5 separate regions of the Homo sapiens genome follow, and regions 1, 2, 4 and 5 are each linked to region 3. The links are chromatin contacts, found by Hi-C or POLR2A ChIA-PET in ENCODE. All regions are on one chromosome and are shown on one strand. The core of a region is the stretch at or near the end of the contact, and the rest is flanking DNA. Distances in the headings are between cores, read along the strand shown. Region 1 overlaps CAPZA1 (capping actin protein of muscle Z-line subunit alpha 1). Region 2 overlaps TSPAN2 (tetraspanin 2). Region 3 holds the start of RSBN1 (round spermatid basic protein 1). Region 4 holds the start of CTTNBP2NL (CTTNBP2 N-terminal like). Region 5 holds the start of MOV10 (Mov10 RNA helicase).

Region 1 (2,700 bases), core at 178-2,677, 1.2 Mb before region 3:
GGATAAGAATAACATCCTGTACATATCTCTTTCAGGAAAAATAAATGCAACTATTTATTCTTGAATACTTTTGGAATGGGTTAGAGTGAAAATAAGTAAAATAAATATTTACGGAGGCATAGTTTACTACTATTATACTTTCTTTAAGTATACCCTATTTGGAAAACTTTAAAAACTTTGAAATATGTGTTATTACTTCAAAGGGAAATTGGAACAGACATTTTCATAAAGCTTTTTTGGTCAGTAAAAAGTTGTGTAGTTATTGGTGGGGATTATTATGATGGCAATGATAGAGAATATAAAGTGGCTAGGACCCAAAGGATTTCTAGAACAAGAGGATTATTTTCTTTGAAGTAGTAATTTGATAGTAATTTGAAGGGTTTGCTCAGTTTATAATTTAAAGTAAGAGTTATCCTGCTGTGACCAGTTAAGATAACAGTAGCTGACATTTATTGAGCCTCTCCTGTTATATTTTAAGTATTCTGCTAAAGATTTGACCATATATTGTCTCATTTAATCTTTACAACAATTTTTTTAAATTTAATATTGGGTAGGTTGGTTTCTGGTGAAAACCAGAAAACCTGCTACACAAATTCTAAAAGAGCTGTAACAACTCCCAACAATTTTTAAGGAGTACATACTATCCCACTTTAGGGAGAGGATGTGGTTCAAAGAGATTTTTAAGTGACTGAAATTCAAAACTGGGTCTGTCCAATCCAGAGCCTATATTTTTCCATTTTGCCATAGTACCTCATAATAATCTTTAAAACTGAGAACATTTCCTTTACATCTTCTTATTCAAAAAGGATTTTGTAAATATTTACTCATTGCCTGCCATGTGTAATTTAATTTGCTAGACCCTGTAATATATAGAAGAGGAAAGCAAGGCAGTTTCCCTCCCAAAAAAACTTGAGTCTTTGGAGGCAGACTAGTATCTATAGAACTAATTATCAGTAGCAGTTATATTTTAGGTGCTATGATAAGCATTCAAATACACTTTGAACACTTTTTACGGTTGGGTTGGAAGAACCCAACCTTAAAAAATGGGAAGGATTTAGACAGACCAAGATAGGGAGAAAGGCACAACTTTCAAGGAGAGTATGAGTCAAGGCCAAGAGGTGAAATCTTTAATACATTCAGTAGACTAATGAAGGAGGTAAAGATTTTTATTGACCAGGGAGACATGCTGGCAGAGATTTGGCTCCTAAAGTATACAAAACTGGGGTGGTATAAACTGACCAGGCCTTTGCTGATAAGTGGAATGTGGATATTATCTAGCGAAAGAATTCTCCCTTTTCTGTCTAGAATTATCCACCAGTGCCCACAAAGAGTTGCAGTTGTTAAATATTTAACTTAAAGTTCGTTTGTATGTGTTTGTCAAGGACTTTTTTTTTTTTTTTTGAGACGAGTAGCTGGGATTACAACACCCAGCTAATTTTTGCATTTTTAGCAGAGACAGGGTTTCCCCCTGTTAGCCAGCTGGTCTTGAACTCCTGACCTGCCTCGGCATCTGAAAGTGCTGGGATTATAGGTGTGAGCCACCGTGCCCGGCCCAAGGAAATAATTTTAAAAGCTAGTGATGGCTGGGCTTAGTGGCTCACGCCTGTAATCCCAGCACTTTAGGAGGCTGAGGCAGGCAGATCATGAGGTCAGGAGTTCGAGACCAGCCTGGTCACACGGTGAAACCCCACCTCTACTAAAAATGCAAAAATTAGCCAGGCGTGGTGGCAGGCGCCTGTAGTCCCAGCTACTCAGGAGGCTGGGGCAGGAGAATTGCTTGAACCCGGGAGGCGGAGGTTGCAGTGAGCTGAGATCGCGCCACTGCACTCCAGCCTCGGTGACAGAGCGAGACTCTTTCTAGAAAAAAATAAAAAATAAAAGCTAGTTATGAATAGGTGCAATGTTGATGAAATGTGTGGGGTCTGTTATTAAAAGATTATCTAATAAGCTACAGTTTTATAAATTCCTTAGGACATTTTCTTAAGATTCTTGCTAAAATATGGTATATGAAAATCTAAGAAAATTAAGCCACTTCTAGGGAAAATGAAACTTAGGACTTTTCAGTGCGACTGATTTTTAAACTTTCAGTACAGATACTAGTAATGTGAAAATGAAATTTTGAATCTTGCAAGGATTGGTTTATTATTATTTCCCCCTTTTAGAGGTAAGAGAATAAGACGAATGGGAAGAAATTGAAATTTAGGAAATCTTATCTTTTGTTGGTTATATATTTTAAATCCCCCCTTTTTAGGTTAGGAACAAAATATAATTAATTTTATGCTAGTAATTTTATTGTAATATTTAAATATATGAAAGAGGAAATTATGTAAAAGCCTCGGATAGTCTCCCTTTAAAATATTCAAGGAGTTACACCGTTTAGTGTAGATACTATCTGATGAATACAGTGTGTAGTGAAACTGTTACTTTATGAAATAGGGACAGTTTTTTAAAGGCTTTTTTTTTTAAGCAGCAGTTCAGTTTTTGTTCAACTAAAACCTTCATATTAGTGATTCTCAAGTTAGAGGAGCTGACATACCTCCCCTTTATGGGAGATAACTGCCTTCTTTCTTTCACTCTCCCACCCTTGAGAATGATTGACTAAATCACTGTTAATGAAAATGTCATCCCTCATCTGTATTGTAGCAAAGATATTTTTTCAGTCACTAACTGCTTAGTCATTTCCCTCTCCCCTTTTGCTCT
Region 2 (2,700 bases), core at 100-2,599, 1.3 Mb after region 3:
CAGCACTTCCCTGGCTATAGAAACCTTTTAGCTGCCTCACCCACTGTGAAATATTTTTTTTTAAAGAACAATCATAGTCACCCCTTACAATTACTAAGTACTTTTACTCCCAAAACATCTTTACACCAATGACGTCATTTCTTTTCACACTTCCCATATAAGGCAGGAACAAAGATAATATTTTTTTTCTTTTTTCTTTTTTCAAGACAAGGTTTTGCTCTGTCGCCCAGGTTGGAGTGCAGTGGTACAGTCATGGCTCACTGCAGCCTCCCAACTCCTGGTCTTAAGTGATCCTCCTGCCTCAGCCTCCTGAGTAGCTGGGACCACAGGTGTGTGCCATCACACCCGGTAGAGACTAGGTCTCCCTGTGTTGCCCAAGCTAGTCTTAAACTCCTGGGCTCCAGAGATCCTCCTGCCTCAGCCTCCCAAAGTGCTGGGATTACAGGCGTGAGTCATGGCACCCGGCCCTAGTTAGTATTATTCATATATAAGAGATGGAGAAACCAAGACTGAGGGAGGAAAAGTGCATGCCAAGGGCTCAGAGAGTCCACGGAGGAGCTGGAGCCAGGGGCCAGAGGCACTGACTCCCTTCAGATGCAGGCCGCTCCCTCACCCCCACCCCACCATTTACCCCCTCGCCCCACTTACTGATCCAAGCACACATTGCGACTCCCGCATGGCTCCGCAGCACCCGAAGAACCCCACGGCCATCATCAGGGCCCCGGCTCCAACCAGAACATACAGCCCTGTGGGGAAGAGGTCAGAGGAGACCACTGAGAGCCAACCGAGTGCCTCCACGACCAACTAGGCTTAAGACTCTGGGCACTGCAGAGCATTCTAATAGTACCAAAAGGAGGTGCTATTCTTACTGCCATGTTTGACACGGAGGAACTGGGCCCCAAAAGGTAAAGCGATTTGCTTAAGGTCATAGAGCTGGTGTTTGGCAGAGCCGGGAGAAAAATAGCCATGAGCCTCAAAAGCCTGCCCAACACTCCGACTCTGTCTTGCATCTCTAGTGATGGAGGCAGCCATCATTCAGGTGGGGATTTCACTTACTGCTTAGGCAAGCCCCACGTACAGTTCTTACAGAGAAAGAAAAGGACAGAAATGCTCTGGTTCTGAGAGAACTAAAGCCAAGCCTTTTTGTATTTCCTTCTCTGATCCTGAGATAAGTTAGAATACAATATGGGACTTGGCACTTGTCTTACTTGGAATCATGTTAATGGTCTCTATTTCATTTTTTGCATTTTACTCATATGAGTCACCTGGAAACCACTCCCATTAATAGGGAGGGTGGGGGCTGGTGCCCCGCCTCTGTGGGGAACCCCTGGGCCTGGCATTCAGGGTGCTTCCTGGGGCGCCTCTGGGTTGCTGATGGTGGTTTGCGGGCAGATCTGGCAGTTTACAGACCTAGTAGGAGCCACAGGCGAGGCTGCTCTGCTTCCTGCCCCACCCGGACCTGGCCTCAGCGTTCTTTTCAGGGCCCTGAGGCCTTGCTGCTCTGCAGTCCTGAGGTGGGTATTTATTTCCTGCTGTTCTAGCTCTACCACCTCCTCCCTTTCCCTTTTCTCTAAAAGAATAATTTCATGAGGGAATGGATGTGGTAATGTGAGAAATGATATCATATTAAAAATAATAGTGTTGTTGGCCCCACTACCTCAACACTTTATTGTTTTAAAAATGTCTTTCACCAAAGGTCTAATATCCAGAATCTGTAAGGAACTTAAACAAATCAACAAGCAAAAGGCAAATAACTCCATTAAAAAGTGGGCAAAAGACATAAACAGACAATTCTCCAAAGAAGACATGCAAGCGAGCAACAAACATGAAATAATGCTCGTCATCTCTAATCATCAGAGAAATGCAAATCAAAACCACAATGAGATACCATCTCATACCAGTCAGAATGGCTTTTGTTAAAAAGTCAAAAATAACAGATGTTGGCAAGGCTGGGAGTAAAGGGGACACTTTATACAATGTTGCGAATGTAAATCAGTACAGCCACTGCAGAAGGCAGTTTGGAGATGACTCAAACAACTGAGTTGAACTACCACTCGACCCGGCAATCCCATTGCTGGGTAAATACCTAAAGGAAAATAAGTCATTCTGTCAAAAGGGTACATGTTCACTGCAGCACTATTCACAACGGCAAAGGTATGGAATCAACCCAGGTGCCCATCAATGGTAGATAGGATAAAGAAAATGTGGTACATATACACCATGGAATACTATGCAGCCATAAAAAAGAACAAAATCATGCCCTTTGCAGCAACATGAATGCAGCTGGAGGCCATTATCCTAAGCAAACTATCACAGGAACAGAACATCAAATACCGCATGTTCTCACTTATAAGTAGGAGCTAAATATTGGGTACACATGGACATAAAGATGGGAATGATAGATACTGGGGACTACTAGAGGGGCACAGGTGTTGAAAAACTAACTATTGGATACTATATTCATTACCTCAGTGACAGGTTCAGTCATACCCCCAATCTCGGCATCACTCAATGTACCTTTGTAACAAACCTGCCCATGTACCCCCTGATTCTAAAATGAAAGTTGAAAAAGAAAAAAAAAAGTCATTCACTGTGTTGCAATGTTTTCAAAGCTCTCACTTCCATCATCTTATTGGCTTCTCAAAACAACGTGGTTAGGTAAGCAAGGACTATTATTTCTGTTTTACAAATGGAGGTCTG
Region 3 (2,826 bases), core at 229-2,728:
AAGTGTGCTAGACAGAATCAAATGCAACTGAAATTCCGGCCTCTACTATCTACTGCACAAATTCCCACTTTTCAGAGGCACTGTTGGTCCTATTTCCTAGTATCAAAGGGTAGAGAAAACCTTCCACATGCCTATTCTAAGAATTTAAATAGCTAATATGAAAACTTTAAAATGATTTTTACCTCTAGATTAAAAAGAACCAAGATAAACTGCGTCTGATATTTTACCTTGCAGAAGCTAAGTCAACCAGTGAGTCGTGTAACCTTTATATGAATTCCCTCCTGAAAGACTGGAACCATACCCCTGACTATTCTGGAGCAAGGGAGAGCAGATAACTAAAGCTCTCCAGCAAGCAAAACAAGGAGAAGGGATTTTAGGAACATGCCTTTTCTTTGGAAAGGCATTTTTTAGTACCCCACCTACTAATCTAACGCGGCGCGGAAACCTTGCAGAATTTGAAAACAAATGCTGAGAGGCTCCGGGGGACCGGTAAAGGGATTAGCAACTGACAGCTCGGCCTCGGAGCGAGAAGCCTCAAGTAGTTAGATCAAACCGTGTCAACGATCTGAAATCCAGGGTCCACCCCAGTGAGCTTAGAGAAGTACAGCAGCAGAAGGTAAGCAGGGGTTTGGCGTCTTTCAGTCCTAAAGATGCGGGATATCGGAACTGAGAGAGACCTAGAACCCAAGCCGGGCAGTTTGCCTGCTCTCACCTCTCTTGGGGGCTTTGATCAGAGGCACCCCTCCAGTCCTCTCGCCGTTTTCCTGCTTGTCCTTGTGCTTGAGATCGGTTCCGCAGGAGCTGGGATCACCATCGGGGCCGCGGTGGTGATGGTGCTTGTGCCGCTCCTTGTGGCCCTTATGCTTGGGCCCGGCCGCGCTCACCGTCAGAGGCGAGAAGGTGAAGAGGGCCGAGGTGCTTGGGGCCGGGAGAGGGGCAGCGACAGCGGGCCCGGCGGGTGCCAGCGAAGGTGGCGGCGGAGGCGGCAGGAGAAGAGGCTCAACAGGGCCTGGGACAGTTGGGGCTGCATTCGTTGGCGGCAGCGGCCCAGGATGTTGGCGGCTGCGACGCCGCCGGTGAGGGGGAGCGAGAGGGGGCTCCTGGCTCGGCCGCCCCCGCTTCTCCTGAGACCCCCCACTGCTAGATCGGCGCTGCCGTTTAACTCCCCGCGGGGAGACCCCAGCATGAGGTTTCTCCTTCCCCTCTTTGTCCGGCTCCTCCTGCGCCGCCACCGCCCGTACTACGCGCACCGCTCCGACCTGCGCAGCCATTTCACCCACAAACACACATTTAAATGGCCCGACCGCCCCCCCGTCCGCGCATCGCGCAAGCGCCGCCCGCGCACTGCCCGCTGGGCATTGGAGTCTCTCCTCCGCCCTCCACTTGTCGGCCGTTCTTCGTCCAGAGATGAACATGCCGGAAGCGGCCGTTCCCAGCTTTTCTCCGCAGGCCTCTCCAACCGAGCTTCTATTGTAAAGCACCCTATGCCGCGCAAAGCGTCATGGGAGCTGTAGTTCCGCCGCGCCCCCGCCGCGTCCCCGGCTCTGAGTGGAGGAGTGGAAAGGGAGCGTGCGCGAAGTCACGCTTCTGGCTGCGACGCAACCGCCGCTGGGCGGTGAGTTGCCGCCAACCGCCCTAACGGCCGAAACAATGTTAATGGCTTTCAGAGTCTGGCGGCGCGTTCCCATTATCATCTTCCTGTGACCCTTCCTCATTTTACACGGAGGAGGTGGTCTCCACAGTGATTTTAAATTTAATATTTCTCTCATAACCTTTGTGAGATAAAAGAATCTTCATCCTTTTAACTTTGACGAGGGATGAAATGAAGGTGAAAAGAGGATTTAGTAATATGTAAAATAAGGGTGGTTTTGCTGTAAAAATATGATAGGGCCGCAATTCAGAAATGTTTTCAAGCATCTGGGGCATTGCTATGGTTACAACTACAGGCCTACGAAGTCAGGTGCGAGAACTGCTTGGAGTCCTGGTGAGGACGGCCCCTCCTCGCCATCCGGCCACATCCCCTCTAATGCCTGGAAATGTCCAGCATTTATTTTGAATATATCCCTACAGTTGCGAAAAATTGTAGATGGAAAACCACGTTTAAGATTTTTTATAAGTTTTTTTTTTTCAAATCTTAAGGATAAGATTGCATAAATTTGAAAAGTGTGCCTACCGGAGAACACACCAAAAATCATCACTGCTCACTACGGATAGTTGTTGCTCAGAAATTCATTTAGAATTTCATCCTCGCTTTAGCTTTTACCTGGGGTTCTTTTAAGTATTTATTTAGAGACGGGCGGGGCGGGGCTCGGTGTCTCAGGCCGGTAATCCCAGAGCTTTGGGAGGCCGAGGCGGGAGGATTGCATGAGGCCAGGAGTTCCAGATCAGCGTTGGTAACATAGTGAGCCTCTGTCCCTACAAAAGTATTTTTTAAATTATCTGGGTGTCGTGACACGCGCCTGTAGTCCCAGGTACTCGTGAGGCTAAGGTGGGAGGAGTGGTCGCACCACTGCACTCTGGCCTGGGTGACAGATCTAGACCCTGACTCTTAAAAAAAAGAGACAAGGTCTCGCTCTGTTGACCAGGCTGGCCTCCAACTCCTGGGCTCAAGGAATGAGTAGCTGGGTCTACAGATGCACTCATGGTGCCCTAAGTAACTCATGGTTACCTAGAATTCTTTTAGTATATTTGTTTATTGATAAAGACATTTGGAAGTAATTGATTACAATGATATATACTCAGCAGATAAAATTACTGTGGTTTGATTTCACTAGTTTCTGGAGAAGTATTACCTAAACACTACTGCAATGAAGTCAGTTTAACAAC
Region 4 (2,733 bases), core at 23-2,522, 1.4 Mb before region 3:
ATGACATCAAATACCATTAAATGAAAGTACATGGCACAGTGATAACATGATAAATACTTGTTTACTTCTTTCAGACTATAATCGCACAAACTGATCACATCCCTCAGTCAGACTGTAAACTGCATGAGGCAGGCTGCATCTGCCTTGGGGACTGTCTGCCTAGGCAAGCACTAGGTCCCTAATGCTGTCTTGCGAATTATAATTGCTAAGTTTAGGGATAATGTATTAAGTGTACTACATTATTTATGCATTATGAATATTCGTCTCAAATATTTATTATATTGTATTTTAAATAATGTGGTTATTGTAAATGTAACCAGCTGCATCAATCTGTGAGCTGACAGCCATTCTGTGGAAAAGGAATTCAGAAACTTTGACCTTAGGTAGGGATACAACTAGTTATACATCCACTCCCCTCTCTGAGTTATTTGGTCCTGCCTAAGACTTGCTGCCACCAAGATCTGCATTCCTGTGTTCACAAGGCAGACATTCCTTGCATCCTCTGTACTCTCCATTGTTTCAACTTCACTGCAAACACCATTCCCCACAATATAATGAGGCCAAGGAAAGAAAAAAGTCGCCTCAGCTGGCAAGCATAGGGTGGAAAAACCTGCCACACAAATTTGCAATTATTTGACTTCCGCCTGGAAGGCAGGTCGGCTGGGTTTATGTCCCCCAAAGTTAGTATCCTCTTCTGTACAAAATGTGGTTGAGAGAAGGGTGATCTCCAGGTGTTTCATCTTTGCACCCTTGCTTCCAGCACCACGCCCACAGGCGCTTCCAGAAAAAAGAAAAAAAAAAAGGGAGCAAGGAAGCCAGGTTTTTCAACAACGAATTCATTCTAATGCAGACACCAAAGCCCACTTCATTTATTAACATTCTGGATAAAATCCCAATCGATTAGGCCACCAGAGCCCTCCATTCCTAAACTCCGCGTACAGTCAGGTAAAAGCACGAAGCACTAGTCACGGTCCTGCCCAGACTTTTCACGCAGAGGTGGAAAGTTGCAGACCCCGAGCCGGGAGGGGCGCGAGCCCACCCTGAAGCCCAGGACCCAGGAGGGCGCTTCCTCCCGGAAGTGACGCGAGCTCAATCCCGGCCTTGCTCTTCCCAAACAAAAGGGATCTTGGGGCCCCGGGAGGAGCCTGAATGACTTTGGAGAAGCCCCGCCTCCAGCCGGCGCGGATTGGGGCCGAGGCTGGAGAAGCAAGGAGGCGATTGGCGCTGGTGAATGCCAATGCCCCCGCCGGGCGGCTGAGGGGGCGGAGCCTCAGCCGCTGTGGATGGGGAGTGGAGGCGGAGGGGAGCGGAGCCCGGAGCGTCGTGGAAAGGTAGGAGCAACTATCCCTGGGGCTTGGTGATGGCTGGGAGGCCGGGTTCTCAAGAGCAAAGCAAGGATAGGGGCACCGGTAGCCTCCCGCCGCCGTCTCAACGGCCTCTGGGCCCATCCCCTGAGGGGGCGGGGCCGTCTCCTCCACCTCCCGGTATTCCCCGAGGAGGCGGCTCCTCATCCTCCGAGGGTCCTCACAGCTACTTTTTGTCCCTCGTCGATTCCCAGCTCCTCAGAAGGGGCTTCCCTCTGACACCCCTCATTCAAAGGCACCTCCCACCCCGCACCTCAGCCTTGGCGGAGAGGACTCACAGGTACCGATTCTCTAGGCTGCCGCCCCCAACCCCATTTCGTACCCCCGGAAGGCCAAACATCCCTCCCTACACCTGTCCCTGCTCGCCAGGGTGGGACTGGAGCTGCTTTCCTCCGTAAGATAAAATTGGTGTTTCCCAAAAAGGAGGGATGGGGCGAAGCAAAAATCAAAGACCGACCTAGACAGCCAGCTTTACGGAGGAAGCGGCTTCTCCCACTTAAGTTCTTCCCATCCCCCATTCTCTGATGCTCAGTCTTCCTCCCGCAGCCCCTCGCATCCTCTGGCCTCTTGTGAGGAGTCGAGAGCTCTCCTGTTTTGGGACTGTTTTGGACTGTGAAAGAGGGAGAACTAGGACCTCCTCTCCTTCACCCTTTGTACCTTCCTTCTACTTTCTGTTCCTTCTGGGAGCACCCAGCCTCTAAGGGTTTCTTAGGTTTGAATTGCGTTTCATTTTTCCTTTTCCACCCTATTTCCTCCCTGAGAACTTGATGAAAAGCCATCTTATATTTCACAGTGAGGTGGGTGTGTTGGATATCTGCAGAGCTGGCTTTGTGTGGGCAGGAATGCAGTATATGTTGCTTGACAGTCAATGAATAACACCATGTTTTCAAATGAAACAGTATACATAAGTAAATAAGTAGCAGTGGATTAGGAATGAGTATATCCCAGTCTAGGGTGGGCTGGTCCATTGCTCAGGGAGACTGCAGTTAACCTTGAAGGTATACTGCAGGTTGAAACAAAAGACAGGAAGTGTTTGAAGAAAATTCAGGGTCAGTCATCTAGGTTTATGATTAATCTAGTCCTATGTCCTTTGGTAACTCTCTAACCCCTTTTTTATAGTGTCCTCCCCGCCCCCAGGAAACATTCATGTATATTTTGATTGGTTTTACGATCATCTATCAAAATTTAGAGGATGAAAAGTAAGAACAATTTTTAAATCTCAGAGATAAGAGTAAATAAAGGCAAGGTATTCTAGCTATTCATGTTTACCAAAAAGTGCCTCTTCTAGTGTGCTCCTAAAGGTTTTGTCAAGTGGTCTTCATTTCAGCAGGTGCAAAGTGTTGATTTTGACCTCATGTTAATGTCGTTG
Region 5 (2,716 bases), core at 107-2,606, 1.1 Mb before region 3:
TTTTGTGTACGTTTTGAGAACATCCAAGACATAAACCTGACCAGAGAAGAAGGGAGATTGTATCCAAGAATAATAGGGATTTAGATTTGCTGGTCAGAATGGAGCCAGACATTCAGTTTGAGTACGGTTGATGGTACGTTTTTGAGATGGTAAGTAACAAGGCAATTTTTAAGAGTTCACCCTCTCTATTCTTCTGGAACCTCATCAGGACATTGAGGGAGAAAAAAGGTAAAATCTTTGGCTGCTTTTCTAGTTTTTTCTTCTACTTTGCATAATAAGTTTGTAAGATGTTTTCCTCTGCCCTATTTTACCCATCCCCGTAGCTTTGGTTCCCACTGACATTGCATTTCCTGTTGCTAAAGCCTGTTATTCCTGGCTTCATTTGGTTGTTGGCCTGAGAGAAGGTACCGGGTAGCCCAGCTGGAGTATGACCTGGGTTCTGGACTTTCTTCAATTCCGTAGATTGAGTGTGTGGCCTCCTGCTGGTAGCTACTATGGAGAACAACACTAGCTTTGATTTATTTGAAAGTGATGTATTTGATTTAAAACTTTGTAGTGTAACTTAGCTTGTCCCATTCTAGTGTGTGTGTCATTTCATTCTGCGGGAAAAAAATAGATACAAAGGTTTGTTATTGTAGCCCCACCCCCTTAAATTTGTCTATACAGTCTTCTGAAGCACACTGCCCTTTTAGTTCTCTTCTTGGTACTGATGCTGTCACTATTAACCACTTATTATTGCCTAACACAACAGTCCCTTACGCTCAAGATGCTAGTATTTTGATGAATATAAGGGTCCACCTTATATACCAGTAAAAATTAAAGAGCAATACAGACTGGAATGCAACGAAGCGCCCAAATATGTGGCTCAGGGGTAAGGGTCGGTCACCAGCCTTTCCACATAAGCCGATGTGGCAGAGAAAAGCAATTACTGTGTATCCTGGCAGAGCCCCTTGTCCCTCCCTCCCACACGTACACACCTTTATCTCAGAGACACTGGGTTCTTTTCCCCAAACTTCTTTGACCCTTATGCCAACTACGTGCGTCTGAAAGCCCGAGAAGGGAAAATGGGGGAGGGGGCGTGTCGCCCCGAGTTTACGTCCCTGGAAGGCTGGGGGAGGCGCTGGATGAGCTTCCCCATTCCGGCCGCAGCCGACCTAGATCCCAGCCCTGCCCTTTGCTCTCCTGCTTTTCACTGAGTCCCGAGGCTCTGGAGGGTGGGCGTGAGGGTAGCCCTGGCTGAGGCTCGGAGGTCCTCCCGGGCTGTTCAGAGGGCCCCAAGCGGTAGCCACGTTCTGATACTGGCTAGAAGCCAGGGGAGGGAGCTTGGGGTAAGGGGAGGGCCCTGAGGGAGGGGTCAGACGCTTTAGGAAAGAGTTAATGCGAAGAGGGGGAGGGGATAGGACGAAGAAACCGAAGGGAAAGCTCAGGTAAGAAAAGAACGGAGGAGGGAAGCCTGGTGGGGAGAAGGGAGCCCGCAGGATCAGGGGTCAGAGTTAGGGGGCTTCCCTCCTGCTGCACCCTCATCTCAGGGCCGCCAACTTCCAGCTGCAGCGGCGACTTTCAGTTTCATTTCCACGGACCCTCCTGCCTGGGCCGCAGCCGCCGCCGCGATGCCCAGTAAGTTCAGCTGCCGGCAGCTCCGGGAGGCGGGCCAGTGTTTCGAGAGTTTCCTGGTCGTTCGGGGACTGGACATGGAGACAGATCGCGAGCGGCTGCGGACCATTTATAACCGCGACTTCAAGATCAGGTACGGGCCGGCCCACTCCCGGCCCCGAATCGCGGGCCCAGCTTGCTGCCACGACCCCCGCGCGAGGGCCACCTTTCCCGCCCCGGGGCGCAGAGGGACGCAGCTCCCCCAGCGGCTCAGGCCAGTCCCGGGGCGGCGCAGACCTCCCCTCCCGCGCCTCGCCCACGCCCCACCAGCGCCGCCCGGAGCCCGCCAGTTCTGCCCGAGCTGGGCCCCTGCGCCAAGTCGCCGCGGAGAGCCTCCCGCGCTGCCCGCGCCCCCGGAGGCCGGAACCCGGGGCCGGGAGCTGCGTCCCGCGTCCATGCGCCGCTCGCGGGGGCTGAGGGACAGCGCTCGCGGTGGGGGAGGGGAGCCTCCAGAGGGGGCCCAGGCATCGCGGGAGCGCGGGTTAGAGGCTGCCTGTTGGGGGCTGCGAGCCCGAGCGCGGGCTTTACAGGGACCTCTGCCACCTTGTTGAGGCGCTGCTGCCTCGGGGGTCCGCTATCTGGGAGAACTGAAGAGGCCCAGGGTAGAAGGGAGAAGCTCAGGAAGCTCTGGAAAGAAGAAAAGGGCACAAACTACGTGCGTACCAAACCTCCATTAGCACCTGTGGCTTCTCCATGGAGACCCAGGGGCAGAGCCAGCCTTCTGGAGGCTCCCTTTCACCCTGTGGCTGAAGGCTCTTTGGTCTCCTTTTCCTGCTACCACCCAAGTGAAAATCAAAGAGTCTTCTGTCACACCACAGAATTGTGCTTCAAAAACACGTTTATCAACAGGCTGCTGCCTTGCGTGGAAAACCAAGAAGCAGTTTAACAAGGGTAAACGTAAAGACTTGTACAAATAAACATAAGGTAGTGGGAATCTGGGCTTAATAACAGACCTCCCGAAAAAGACCTTGGGTTTTAGCAGACCAGAGGGCCAGTATGGGTGAGATATGGCTGCTAAAACAGCTGAAGTCTAAGATTGAGCTAACAGAAGTGTGATTTGGGG

Evidence for each region. Hi-C counts contacts between places; a loop is a spot of excess contacts on that map. ChIA-PET counts read pairs that join two places held with the same protein, here RNA polymerase II (POLR2A). Pooled maps may share reads with other maps.
Region 1: a loop to region 3 is called in a pooled map, with 2.9 times the contacts of the local background. The contact joins the enhancer-like site here to the promoter of RSBN1 in region 3. A Hi-C loop is called at or near these places in 2 of 168 maps with a recorded cell type or tissue (CD4-positive, alpha-beta memory T cell and naive thymus-derived CD4-positive, alpha-beta T cell) and 2 of 50 pooled maps. POLR2A ChIA-PET finds 5 or more read pairs at or near these places in 1 of 52 experiments (naive thymus-derived CD4-positive, alpha-beta T cell).
Region 2: a loop to region 3 is called in a map of CD8-positive, alpha-beta T cell, with 29 times the contacts of the local background. The contact joins the enhancer-like site here to the promoter of RSBN1 in region 3. A Hi-C loop is called at or near these places in 2 of 168 maps with a recorded cell type or tissue (CD8-positive, alpha-beta T cell and naive thymus-derived CD4-positive, alpha-beta T cell) and 5 of 50 pooled maps.
Region 4: a pooled map shows a loop between it and region 3 (17-fold over the local background). The contact joins the promoter of CTTNBP2NL here to the promoter of RSBN1 in region 3. A Hi-C loop is called at or near these places in 1 of 37 single-sample maps with no recorded cell type and 10 of 50 pooled maps. POLR2A ChIA-PET finds 5 or more read pairs at or near these places in 1 of 52 experiments (PC-9).
Region 5: a pooled map shows a loop between it and region 3 (5-fold over the local background). The contact joins the promoter of MOV10 here to the promoter of RSBN1 in region 3. A Hi-C loop is called at or near these places in 6 of 50 pooled maps. POLR2A ChIA-PET finds 5 or more read pairs at or near these places in 2 of 52 experiments (CD8-positive, alpha-beta memory T cell and OCI-LY7).

Annotation. Positions count from the first base shown.
Region 1 is chr1:112,634,169-112,636,868 of GRCh38, forward strand. The region is part of intron 1 of CAPZA1 (capping actin protein of muscle Z-line subunit alpha 1); the gene reads left to right. It also overlaps the pseudogene RNU7-70P. Among named protein-coding and RNA genes, the nearest start is that of CAPZA1, 16 kb to the left of the region's middle. RefSeq lists a silencer at 1,636-1,735. Within about 2 kb of position 1,428, at least 4 of the 41 ENCODE cell types and tissues checked have a DNase peak (open chromatin) inside an H3K27ac peak, as active enhancers do.
Region 2 is chr1:115,061,487-115,064,186 of GRCh38, forward strand. It overlaps TSPAN2 (tetraspanin 2), which reads right to left. Exons shown (of 8, transcript NM_005725.6): 3 at 649-746. Among named protein-coding and RNA genes, the nearest start is that of TSPAN2, 27 kb to the right of the region's middle. RefSeq lists an enhancer at 846-1,369. Within about 2 kb of position 1,350, at least 24 of the 41 ENCODE cell types and tissues checked have a DNase peak (open chromatin) inside an H3K27ac peak, as active enhancers do; they include CD8-positive, alpha-beta T cell, where a contact is called at or near this core.
Region 3 is chr1:113,810,998-113,813,823 of GRCh38, forward strand. RSBN1 (round spermatid basic protein 1) reads right to left here and starts at 1,479. Exons shown (of 7, transcript NM_018364.5): 1 at 713-1,479. The coding sequence starts at 1,415. AP4B1-AS1 (AP4B1 antisense RNA 1) reads left to right here and starts at 1,615. Exons shown (of 5, transcript NR_125965.1): 1 at 1,615-1,828. PTPN22 (protein tyrosine phosphatase non-receptor type 22) reads right to left here. Exons shown (of 21, transcript NM_015967.8): 21 at 2,814-2,826. RefSeq lists enhancers at 290-819, 544-603, 754-843, 820-1,349, 1,224-1,613 and 1 more.
Region 4 is chr1:112,394,942-112,397,674 of GRCh38, forward strand. It overlaps CTTNBP2NL (CTTNBP2 N-terminal like), which reads left to right and starts at 1,273. Exons shown (of 6, transcript NM_018704.3): 1 at 1,273-1,331. RefSeq lists a silencer at 1,471-1,520.
Region 5 is chr1:112,673,303-112,676,018 of GRCh38, forward strand. It overlaps MOV10 (Mov10 RNA helicase), which reads left to right and starts at 1,357. Exons shown (of 21, transcript NM_001321324.2): 1 at 1,357-1,427; 2 at 1,546-1,747. The coding sequence starts at 1,611. RefSeq lists a silencer at 1,758-2,157.